2 separate regions of the Homo sapiens genome follow, and region 2 is linked to region 1. A link is a contact called in ENCODE Hi-C or POLR2A ChIA-PET data. All regions are on one chromosome and are shown on one strand. The core of a region is the stretch at or near the end of the contact, and the rest is flanking DNA. Distances in the headings are between cores, read along the strand shown.

What was found. A loop is a pair of places that touch in the nucleus more often than their neighbours do. ChIA-PET counts read pairs that join two places held with the same protein, here RNA polymerase II (POLR2A). Pooled maps may share reads with other maps.
Region 2: a pooled map shows a loop between it and region 1 (2.2-fold over the local background). The contact joins two enhancer-like sites. A Hi-C loop is called at or near these places in 1 of 50 pooled maps. POLR2A ChIA-PET finds 5 or more read pairs at or near these places in 9 of 52 experiments (OCI-LY7, WTC11, activated B cell and 5 more).

Annotation. Positions count from the first base shown.
Region 1 is chr11:82,958,527-82,964,092 of GRCh38, reverse strand. No RefSeq gene overlaps it. Among named protein-coding and RNA genes, the nearest start is that of DDIAS, 60 kb to the right of the region's middle. RefSeq lists an enhancer at 3,215-3,374. Within about 2 kb of position 3,497, at least 6 of the 41 ENCODE cell types and tissues checked have a DNase peak (open chromatin) inside an H3K27ac peak, as active enhancers do.
Region 2 is chr11:83,172,099-83,177,664 of GRCh38, reverse strand. PCF11 (PCF11 cleavage and polyadenylation factor subunit) reads right to left here. Exons shown (of 16, transcript NM_001346413.3): 10 at 461-580. Among named protein-coding and RNA genes, the nearest start is that of PCF11-AS1, 13 kb to the left of the region's middle. Within about 2 kb of position 3,516, at least 2 of the 41 ENCODE cell types and tissues checked have a DNase peak (open chromatin) inside an H3K27ac peak, as active enhancers do.

The sequences.
Region 1 (5,566 bases), core at 2,248-4,747:
AATCAGGAATGCAATCCCATTCACAACTGCCACAAAAATAAAATAAAATAAATACCTAGGAATACAGCTAAACAGGGAGGTGAAAGATCTCTACAAGGAGAACTACAAAACACTGCTCAAAGAAATCAGAGATGGCACAAACAAATGGAAAAACATTCCATGTTCATGGATAGGAAGAATCAATATTGTTAAAATGGCCATACTACCCAAAGCAATTTATAGACTCAAGGCTATTCCTATTAAACTACCACTAACATTCTTCACGAACTAGGAAAAACTATTTCAAAATTCATATGGAATTTAAAAAAGCTCTGATGCCTGTAATCCCAGCTACTTGGGAGGCGGAGGCAGGAGAATCACTTGAACCCAGGAGGCAGAGGTTGCAGAGAGCTGAGATCATGCCATTGCACGCCAGCCTGGTGACAAAGCTGGAAAAAAAAAAAAAGGCCGGGTGCAGTGGCTCATGCCTGTAATCCCAGTACTTTAGGAGGCCAAGGTGGGTGGATCTCTTGAGGTCAGGAGTTTGAGACCAGCCTGGCCAACATTGTGAAACTCCATCTCTACTAAAAATACAAAATAGCCGGGCATGGTGGTGTGCACCTGTAATTCCAGCTACTTGGGAGGCTGAGGCAGGAGAATCACTTGAACCCAGGAGGCAGAGGTTGTAGTGAGCTAAGATCACGCCACTGCATTCCAGTCTGGGTGACAGAGTGAGACTGTCTCAAGAAAAAAAAAAAAAGAGAGAGAGAGAGCTTGAATAGCCAAGGCAATACTAAGCAAAAAGAACAAAGCTGGAAGCATCATGCTATTAATAACTGACTTCAAACTAAACTATAGGGCTACAGTAATCAAAACAGCATGGTGCTGGTACAAGAAACAGACACATAAACCAATGAAACAGAATAGAAAACCCAGAAGTAAGGCTGCTCACCTACAAATATCTGATCTTTGACAAAGCTAACAAAAACAAGCACTGGGGAAAGGATTCCCTATTGAATAAGTGGTGCTGGATAACTGGCCAGCTATATGCAGATGATTGAAACTGGACCCCTTCCTTATACCATGTACAAAAATTAACTCAAGATGGATTAAAGAATTAAATGTAAAACCAAAAACTATAAAAACCCTGGAAGACAATGTAAGCAATACCTTTCTGAACGTAGGAATGAGCAAAGATCTCATGGTGAAAACACCAAAAACAATTGCAACAAAAGCAAAATTGACAAATGGGATCTAATTAAACTAAAGAGCTTCTGCACAGCAAAGGAAACTATCAACAGTGCACAGACAACCTACTGAGTGGGAGAAAATTTTTGCAAACTATGTATCCGACAAAGGCCTAATATTCAGCATCTATGAGGAACTTAAGCAAATTCACAAGAAAAAGACAACCCCATGAAAAAGTGGGCAAAGGACATGACCAGACATATTCCAAAAGAAGACATACATGTGGCCAACGATCATATGAAAAAAGCTCATCACCACTGATCATTAGAGAAATGCAAATCAAAACCACAATGAGATACCATCTTACACCAGTCAGAATGGCAATTAAAAAGTCAAAAAATAACAGATGCTGGTGAGGGTGCAGAGAAAAGGAACACTTATACACTGTTGGGAGTGTAAATTAGTTCAATGATTGTGGAAAATAGTGTGGCAAGTCCTCAAATATCTGAAGACAGAAATACTATTCAACTCAGCAATCCCATTAGTGGGTATACACCCAAAGGAATATAAATCATTCTATTATGAAGACACAGGCATATGTTCATTGCAACACTATTCACAATACCAAAGACATGGAATCAACCTAAATGCCCATCAATGATAGACTGCATAAAGAAAATGTGGTATATGTATACCAAGGAATACTATGCAGCCATAAAAAAGAATGAGCTCAACTAGCTGGGCATGGTGGTATGTGCCTGTAGTTTCAGCTATTTGGGAGGCTGAGGTGGGAGGATGACTTGAATCCAGGAGACAGAGGTTGCAGTGAGCTGAGATTGCACCACTATACTCCATCCTGGGTGACAGAGCCAGACCCTGTCTTAAAATAAAAAAGAATGAGATTGTGTCATGTCCTTTGCAGGAACATGGATGGAGCTGGAGGCCATTATCCTTAACAAACTAATGCAGGAACAGAAAACCAAATATGGCATGTTCCCACTTATAAGTGGGAGCTAAGTGATAAGAACACATGGACACACAGAGGGGAACAACACACACTGTGGCCTATTGGGGGGTGGAAGGTGGGAGGAGGGAGAGGATCAGGAAAAATAACTAATGGGTACTATGCTTAATACCTGGGTGACAAAATAATCTGTACAAAAACCCCCCATGACACAAGTTTACCTATGTAAAGAACCTGCACAAGTACCCCTGAACTTAAAATAAAAGTTAAATAAATTAAAAAAACAAAAAATACAGGGTAAATGCCATAGTGTCTGGTACATAATAGGCATACAGTAAATGATGAGTAATATTACATGTATAAAATAAAACGTTAATTATCTAGCAGGCCATTGAGAGATGGTGTCTAGTTAATTAGGCTGAATGGCTACTCAGTTACAGGTTTAATATTAGAGTCACCATATCCACTTGCCTGTGTTATATAAGAAAGAAATACTCCAAGATAAAGGAAGAGTTGTAAGATATTGTCAATGGCATTTATCGACCCTAATTAACTTAATCACGTCCATTCAGCTTGTTCAAGTTTATATTTGTTCAAATGCTTTCAATCAATCTGTCTTCATCTGTTACCGGCCAAACTGAAAGCCCTGAGACAAGTAATCTCTTTAAGCCCTGCTGAAATATAGCTATTTTGCCAAACATACAATACCCTAAGCTTGGATCTTGAAAAAGGTGATAAATACTTCTCCAGCAACTGCTGGTTTTGGGGCCTCTGTTTAGACATCTTGCATAATATTTTTTTCATGATTCTTTTGGTTGGTTGATTTTGCAATTATTGAAGTCGTAATCAATAACAAGTATATACAGCACCTGGATCTGATTACAGGCACTGTTGTATCCATTAACCCAGCTCTGAGCCCTTGCAGTTACTTTCACCAAATGAAAGGCTGCTGGGCACCCCTGTGTTTTACAATGTCATGTTATTATTTCCCACTCAAGGCAGGCAAGGGGTGGACAAACAGCTTGTCTTGGCACAGCTGGTGCCTCTAGTTAGCAGAAAATGCTTCAGACTGTGAAGGAGCTGTACGGAAGGGCCAAGTGGTCATGCACTTTGGCTTGGCACATAAAGGGATCTTATTAGAGGAAAGGTGTGATTTTTTTTTTTTACAGGTGAATTTATGTTTCTCCCTTGGAGGCAACTTTCTCTAATCACATCACAAATTAGGCTGAAAAACAAGTGATAGATCAGAGAAAACCACTGCAGGATACCTAACCTATGCTTGACCTTAAGTTATTCAAGTAGTGGCAGACATTGATCAACAGGAAGGAAGGTGTTTCACCGAGAAATGTCTAGCTTGAGAGATGAGGGTTCATGCAGCATTCTCCTTTAGCCTCATGAGTGGCAGTGCAGAGTACTGGAAAAATTAGAGCTCTGGTTCTGCCACTTATTAGTGACATGGTCTTAGCCTTGAGAAAGTTACTCGACCTCTGTAAACTCAGTTTACAAAGTTTACAAAAATATTTTCCTCAATCCTCATAGGTTACTTATAAGGAATAAATGAGCAAGTATGTAAAATATCTAAGAGATGGCTCAGAGGGAGAGGCTCCACATATTAGAGTCTTTTGCTTCCCTCTGTATAATGCACATATTCCTTTTTTTCAAAAAATTGATCTTTAAACATCTTTAATATGAACTAAAACATGAATACGGAAAAAGTGTATTATGTAATGGAACTATTATAAACACCCTTGTATTTGTGTCAGGAAATAGAACTTTGCCAGCCACCCCAGAATCTCTTCTTTCCACCTCAAAGTAACCGCTATTTTCACTTTCGTAGTCATCAAGGAAGTGATGCACCCAAATGTGTATCTCAAGGCACTTAAGTTTAATCTTGCCCATTCAAAAAAAAAAAACAACTAATATACATTTTAAATAATTTTAGTATATATCTCTTTCTCTCCCTTACAGTAATCTGTGGAAGAATGTGAACTGTTTGACCTGCAGTTTCTCACAGTCTGGATTTTGCTGATTTTATATTTATGGTGGAGGTCTGCATGTTCTGTCAGTTGTATATTTTTCATATTGACAGCTGGATGCAGAGGGAGTATACTCATGTTTAATCCCTTTGGGAAGATTATAGGAAGTGGTATCTTCTTCCATCAGAAAGCAGATATCTTCTTGTCTCTCTTTGGAATGTTAGCAACCATCGACGCTCATTGAGTGCATCCATTATTTGTTGGGGGTTACAAAATGGTAATATTCCATTTCTACCATTTAATAAATGCATTAATTAAAATATTTTTATAAAGAGAGCTTCCCTTCACCTATTTGGTTATCCAATGGTACAATTCATGAGAGAAAAGCAAGATAAATTTTTAATTTTTTTCCCTTTTTACCAGTTATCAACATAATAAATTGGTTCTCTATCATTATCTGAAGGTGATTAGTGTTTTTTTAATTGTTCAAAACCGTGAAAAATATTAAATGTCAGGTTTTTGTTTTGCCTTGTTTTTTTTAAGAGATGAGGTCTTATTTTGTCACCCAGGCAGAAGTGCAGTGGCATGATCATAGCTCACTGCCATATCGAACTCTTGGGCTCAAGGGATCCTCCTGCCTCAGCCTCTCAAGTAGCTGAGATTAAAGACTTGTGCAATTGTGCCTGGCTAACATTTTCATTTTCATTTTTTGTAGAGATGGGGTCTTGCCATCTTGTCCAGGCCAGTCTTGAACTCCTGGGCTCAGTTTTTTTTTTTCTTTTTTTTTGGAGACAGGGTCTTGCTATGTGCCCAAGCCTCCAAACTCCTGAGCTCAAGTGATCCTCTTGCCTCAGCCTCCCAGGTAGCTGGGATTATGGGTGCATTCCACCACATTTGGCTTTGAAGGTGACTAGTTTTTAAAATATTATAAACTTATGAAATATACTTATGTATTTATAAAAATACTATATACACTATCTCTAATTTTTAAATCATTTTTTATATTCTTCCAGTAATATTCTATGCATACTAAATTATTTGTGTATCTTGACAGATATTTGTTTTACTATTTTGCTATTGCAAACAATGCTTTATGGAATATTTTTCTTTTATACTTTCTCATATATGAGTGTATTTGTGAGATAAATTCCTGGAAGTGGGATTGCTGCTTTTAAAAGAGCACATCAATTTAAAATTTTCATAAATAATGCCAATTTATTTTCCACATAATTAATACCAATTACATTCTCATTGTCTTAATCCATTTTGGGCTGCCGTAACAAAAAAAATCTGAGACTAGGTAATTTATATCTATGATAAATAAAATAAAATACATTTCTCATACTTCTGGAGGCTGGTAAGTCCAAGATCAAGGTGCTCACATCTGGTTTCTGGTGAGGGCCTTTTTGCTGCATCCTCACATGATGAAAGGACAAGTTGGAAAGCTAGCTAAATGCTA
Region 2 (5,566 bases), core at 2,267-4,766, 210 kb before region 1:
TTCTCTACAGAGGAACACTATAGTATTATAAGCAAATAGAGAAATCCACCTAGTCCATTCAGTGCTTCTGATCTCAAGTTTACTGGCCAAGGAACCTAATACAATTTTTTATTTTGATATGTGATGTTAACTCTGATTTCTTAAAAGTCATCTATAATAAAAGTCATTTATTTCATTAATATTCAAAACCTTTTCAAAAGTTAATCTAACATACAATTACTGGTAAAAAGCCTGCACATTAGGTATGTTAGTTAACTGAAACACATGTCCACTATAAGGTAGTTCAATCTTAGGAAATCTAAAAGAATTTCATTATAAACCGAAAATCAAAAATAAAAGCTATACCTAGGAATTCAATTATTGTAAGGACCTTTATCATAACTTATATCATTATATTACATCATACATCTCAAAAACTTAATGAAGCTTTGTGTAAATTTAAGTATAAAATCACACTTACGTGTTGTAGCTGAATCAGTTTGGGACAATTTGAGAATTCCTGTTTTTAGCAATTTTGAAAACAATTCATTTACATCCACCTGACTGAGATGATTATCAGGATATGCCTTAGGGAGGGCTCCTAACAAAAAAAAGAAAGAAAGAAAAAAAACCACTTTTGAAGTGAATGTAGAACTTAAAGATGCAAATTATACTAAGCATTTTTCAAAGTTTTCTTCAAGATGTCCTGCCAACAGTAAATTTGACAAAATCTAATTTATTAATAAGTTTAATTTCAAAAGCCCCTAAGATTATCTTTTCATTTAGGTCTACAAGTCAGCATGACTTGAGAATATATTCTTTTTTCCTTCTTTTTTTTTTGTTTTTTTATTATACTTTTAAGTTCTAGGGTACATGTGCACAACGTGCAGGTTTGTTACATAGGTATACATGTGCCATGTTGATTTGCTGCACCAATCAACTCGTCATTTACATTAGGTATTTCTCCTAATGCTATCCCTCCCCCAGACCCCCCACCCCCCGACTGTGCCTGGTGTGTGATGTTCCCTGCCCTGTGTCCAAGTGTTCCCATTGTTCAATTCCTACCTACAAGTGAGAACATGCGGTGTTTGTTTTTCTGCCCTTGTGATAGTTTGCTTAGAATGATGGTTTCCTGCTTCATCCATGTCCCTGCAAAGGACATGAACTCATCCTTTTTTATGGCTGCAAAGTACTCCATGGTGTATATGTGCCACACTTTCTTAATCCAGTCTATCATTGATGGACATTTGGGTTGGTTCCAAGTCTTTGCTATTGTGAATAGTGCCACAATAAACATATGTGTGCACGTGTCTTTATAAAAGCATGATTTATAATCCTTTGGGTATATACCCAGTAATGGGATTGCTGGGTCAAATAGTATTTCTAGTTCTAGATGCTTGAGGAATCACCACACTGGAGTTGAGAATATATTCTAAAACAAATGCTGACAACACTGAAAATAATGACCCTTTATGCTCCCTTCTCCCAAGCAATGCAGCACCACCCCATCTCCAACTTTCCACCTTTCTAATCTCTCTTCCTCATCTTCTAAGTACACTGGAAAAAGTAGTTTTATATAGATGAAATAGTTTATTACCCCTTAGCACTAAGCCTAAGTGGAAGTACTCCTGACCTCAATGCTCCCTGACGTAACAGGAAAACTGAAACAGGGAGATGAATCAGATGGCTCAGAGTATACCTGCTCCTATGACCTTTGCTAAAAAGCATACTGCCCTTGCAAAGCAGCTCAAGCTATTGCTGAAAAGGTGTCATGGTTACTAAAGCTTCAATAACTTGAATAAATAAGATAAGCCTAACAATCTTGTTCTGCTTGATAAGGAATCCTCATTGGTGAGGAATCATTCCAGTCTCATATTTTTCCAAGCACTATTCTAATAATTGTGATTCTTTTTTTGTTTTTGTTTTTGTTTTGAGACAGAGTCTCACTCTGTTGCCCAGGCTGGAGTGCAGGGGCACGATCTCAGCTCACTGCAAGCTCCACCTCCTGGGTTCACACCGTTCTCCTGCCTCAGCCTCCAGAGCAGCTGGACTACAGGTGCGTGCCACCACACCCAGCTAATTTCTTTTTGTATTTTTAGTAGAGACGGGGTTTCACCGTGTTAGCCAGGATGGTCCTGATCTCCTGACTCCATGATCTGCCTGCCTTAGCCTCCCAAAAGTGCTGGGATTACAGGTGTGAGCTACAGTGCCCGGCCATAATTGTGATTCTTTAACTATGAAAACAATATTTTAGGCCAGGTGCAGCGGCTCACACCTGTAATCCCAGCACTTTGGGAGGGTGATGCAGGTGGATCACCTGAGGTCAGGAGTTTGAGACCAGCCTGGCCAATATGGTGAAACCCCGTCTCTACTAAAAAATACAAAAATTAGCCGGTTGTGGTAGCCCATGCCTGTAATCCAGCTACTCAGAAGGCTGAGGCATGAGAATCGTTTGAAACTGGGAGGAGGTTGCAGTGAGCCAAGATCACCCCACTGTACTCCAGCCTGGACAAAAGAGCAAGAAGACCCTATCTCAAAAAAAAGAAAACAATATTTTAATGTATTTGTATGTCACTATGATGCATCTCACTACACCTATACAGAAAAGTTCTGAACCACTAAAAATTCCTCTTAATGGCAGAAATTCAATTTGCATCCACATACAGATAATCCCTACCCTTAACCACTGTATACATTTATCATACTGCCTTATATATCGTAGGCTAATTAATGTCTGTTCAAACTAAATGTCTGAATACATGAATGAAGAGATCAACTTCAATAATCAATTACAGTAACATTTAACTCACTAGTTTAACCTTTACTTTCCTTTAAATTAGCTATTTATATGCCTAAGATGCACAATTAGCTATTCAGATGTCTGAGGGCAGCCAAGTCTAGTAACCAACAGCATAAACTGTGGAACCAGACTCCAGGGATTTTAACCAGAAATTCCACTTTCTAGTTGTGTGACATAATCAAGTTCCTTATCTATGCCTCAGTTTCCCGTGCCTGTAAAAAGGGTAATAATAGTTCCTACCTAAGATTGATATGAGGTTAAATGAATTAATATTTCTAAGGAACTGAGGTGTTTGGCATTATTATGTGTTTTTTGTTAAACCAAAAAAAAAAAATCAATAGCCTTTCTATATTATAAAGCTCTTTGAGGCCGAGTGTGGTGGCTCATGCCTATAAACCCAACACTTTGGGAGGCCGAGGTGGGAGGATTGCTTGAGTTCAGGTGTTTGAGACCAGCCTGGGCTACATAGTGAGCACCCTCTTTAAAAAAAAAAAAAAAACTTTAAAAATAAAAATAAAGGTCTTTGAAGGATGAACCTTATTAAATTCATCCTAGCATACTGCCTAGCATACAGCAGATGACTAATATATGTCTGAAAAATGAACATGGGTATATTTCCTACTAGAAAAGGGATGTTTACACTTTCAAATTAGAGAAGGAACCTTGAGAGAAGCTAAATATAGCACACTGAAAACTGTTGACACATCTTTTAAGAGTAAGAAGAACTTGAAGAATGAAGACACACCTAATGTCCCATTCAATACCCCCTAACAAGGGGAATAATTATGATTTCCTCTGTGACACTGCTATGTCCTGTACACATACACATATAACCCAAGGTTGTAAAAGCAAAACAAGGCTGGGCACAGTGGCTCATACCTGTAGTCCCAGCACTTTGGGAGGTCAAGGCAGGTGGATCACCTGAGGTCAGGATTCAAGCCACCCTGACCAATATGGTGAAACTCTGCCTCTATTAAAAATACAAAAATTAGCCAGGTGTAGTGGCATGTGCCTGTAGTCCCAGCTACTGGGGAGGCTGAGCCCGGGAGAACTGCTTGAATTCAGGAGGCAGAGGTTGCAGTGAGCTGAGATCATGCCACTGCACTCCAGCCTGGGTGACAAGAGCAAGACTCGTCTCAAAAAAAAAAAAAAAAAAAAAAAAAAAAGAAAGAAAGAAAGAAACAAGAAAATTTGTAGTTTCTGTAGAGCATCTCATGCCACTAACCCCAATATAACAAATCCTCTGCTCAACAATAAAAACTGAGTTCTAAAGGAAAATACATTAATATAGCACTTGACAAGTTACAAGTTACAAAGTACTTTTGCATATACTATATCATTTGATTCTCTAAAAAAAAAAAAACAACAACAAAACAGACAAATACTGATACTACCATATCATGTTTTTTTTTTGGTTTTTGGTTTTTTTTCTGAGACGGAGTCTCACTCTGTCACCAGGCCTAAGTGCAGTGGCCTGATCTTGGCTCACTGCAACCTCCACCTCCTGGGTTCAAGCGATTCTCCTGCCTCAGTCTCCTGAGTAGCTGGGACTACAGGCATGCACCACCACACCCAGCTAATTTTTGTATTTTTAGTAGAGACGAGGTTTCACCATGTTGGCCAGGATGGTCTCCATCTCTTGACCTTGTGATCCACCTGCCTCGTCCTCCCAGAGTGCTGGGATTATAGGCGTGAGCCACCATGCCCGGCCCATATGCTGTTTACAGAGGGAAAAAACTGAACCTCAGGGGAGATACTTGCTTAAAGCCTGCGCATTTATAAAGTAACATAGTAGAGATTCCAACCCTGGTCTTCTGGGCTTTAGATCCCAAATTCTTTCCTTCTCTTTTCATTATAGTAACAAAATAATAATAATAACAAATATTAATTAGTCATAATTGTCCATGTAGAAATTAAAACTTAAAAGCTTCCAAATTCATTGAATTTCTTGACACAATTTAAGGACTAATGTATAAAAAAGAGCTTGGCTAGGATTTCCTAATTACTTCAGAAGTTTTGGAAAACTCCATAAATTTATTGTAAACTGATTAACTCAATACTACAGTAAAGCATGTTTCTGAAACAGCTGTTTCAATGATTCAGAAATGAAAGCAAGTATCACTAATGTATGTACTTCCCTATTACCACATATTAAAACTAAAATTCATTTTGCCGGGCATGGTGGCTCACACCTGCCATCTCAGCACTTTGGGAGGCTGAGGTGGGCAGATCACTTGAGGTCAGGAGCTCGAGACCAGCCTGGCCAAGATGGTGAAACCCCGTAAAAATACAAAAGTTAGCCCAGTCTGGTGGCACACGCCTGTAGTCCCAGCTACTTGGGAGGCTGAGACAGGAGAATCGCTTGAACCCCGGAGGCAGAGGCTGCAGTGAGGCAATATGACACTACTGCACTCCAGACTGGGTAAGAGAGCAAGATTCTGCCTCATAAATAAATAAATAAATAAAACTAAAATCCATTTTAAAAGTCCTTTTATCTAGTACTAAGCATCACCCCATAGTAACAAAGATGCTTATCAGTGAACCTGGCTAGGAAAGCCGCTTTTTGCTATTTGAGTGCCCACAAAAACATAAAAATTAATCAACTTTATTAATGCAGTATCCTCAGTATTCACTGAGATTTCTAAGGTCTGTCATTTATTTCATTCTATCTCAACACAAATGTCATACCTTCCCTCCCACTCCCAGTTTCCACCCAATAGGTTTCCTTCCCTTTGTTTAGTGGACTACAAGTCCCCGCTAACCATCTCTAGCTGTAAATAGGGTCAT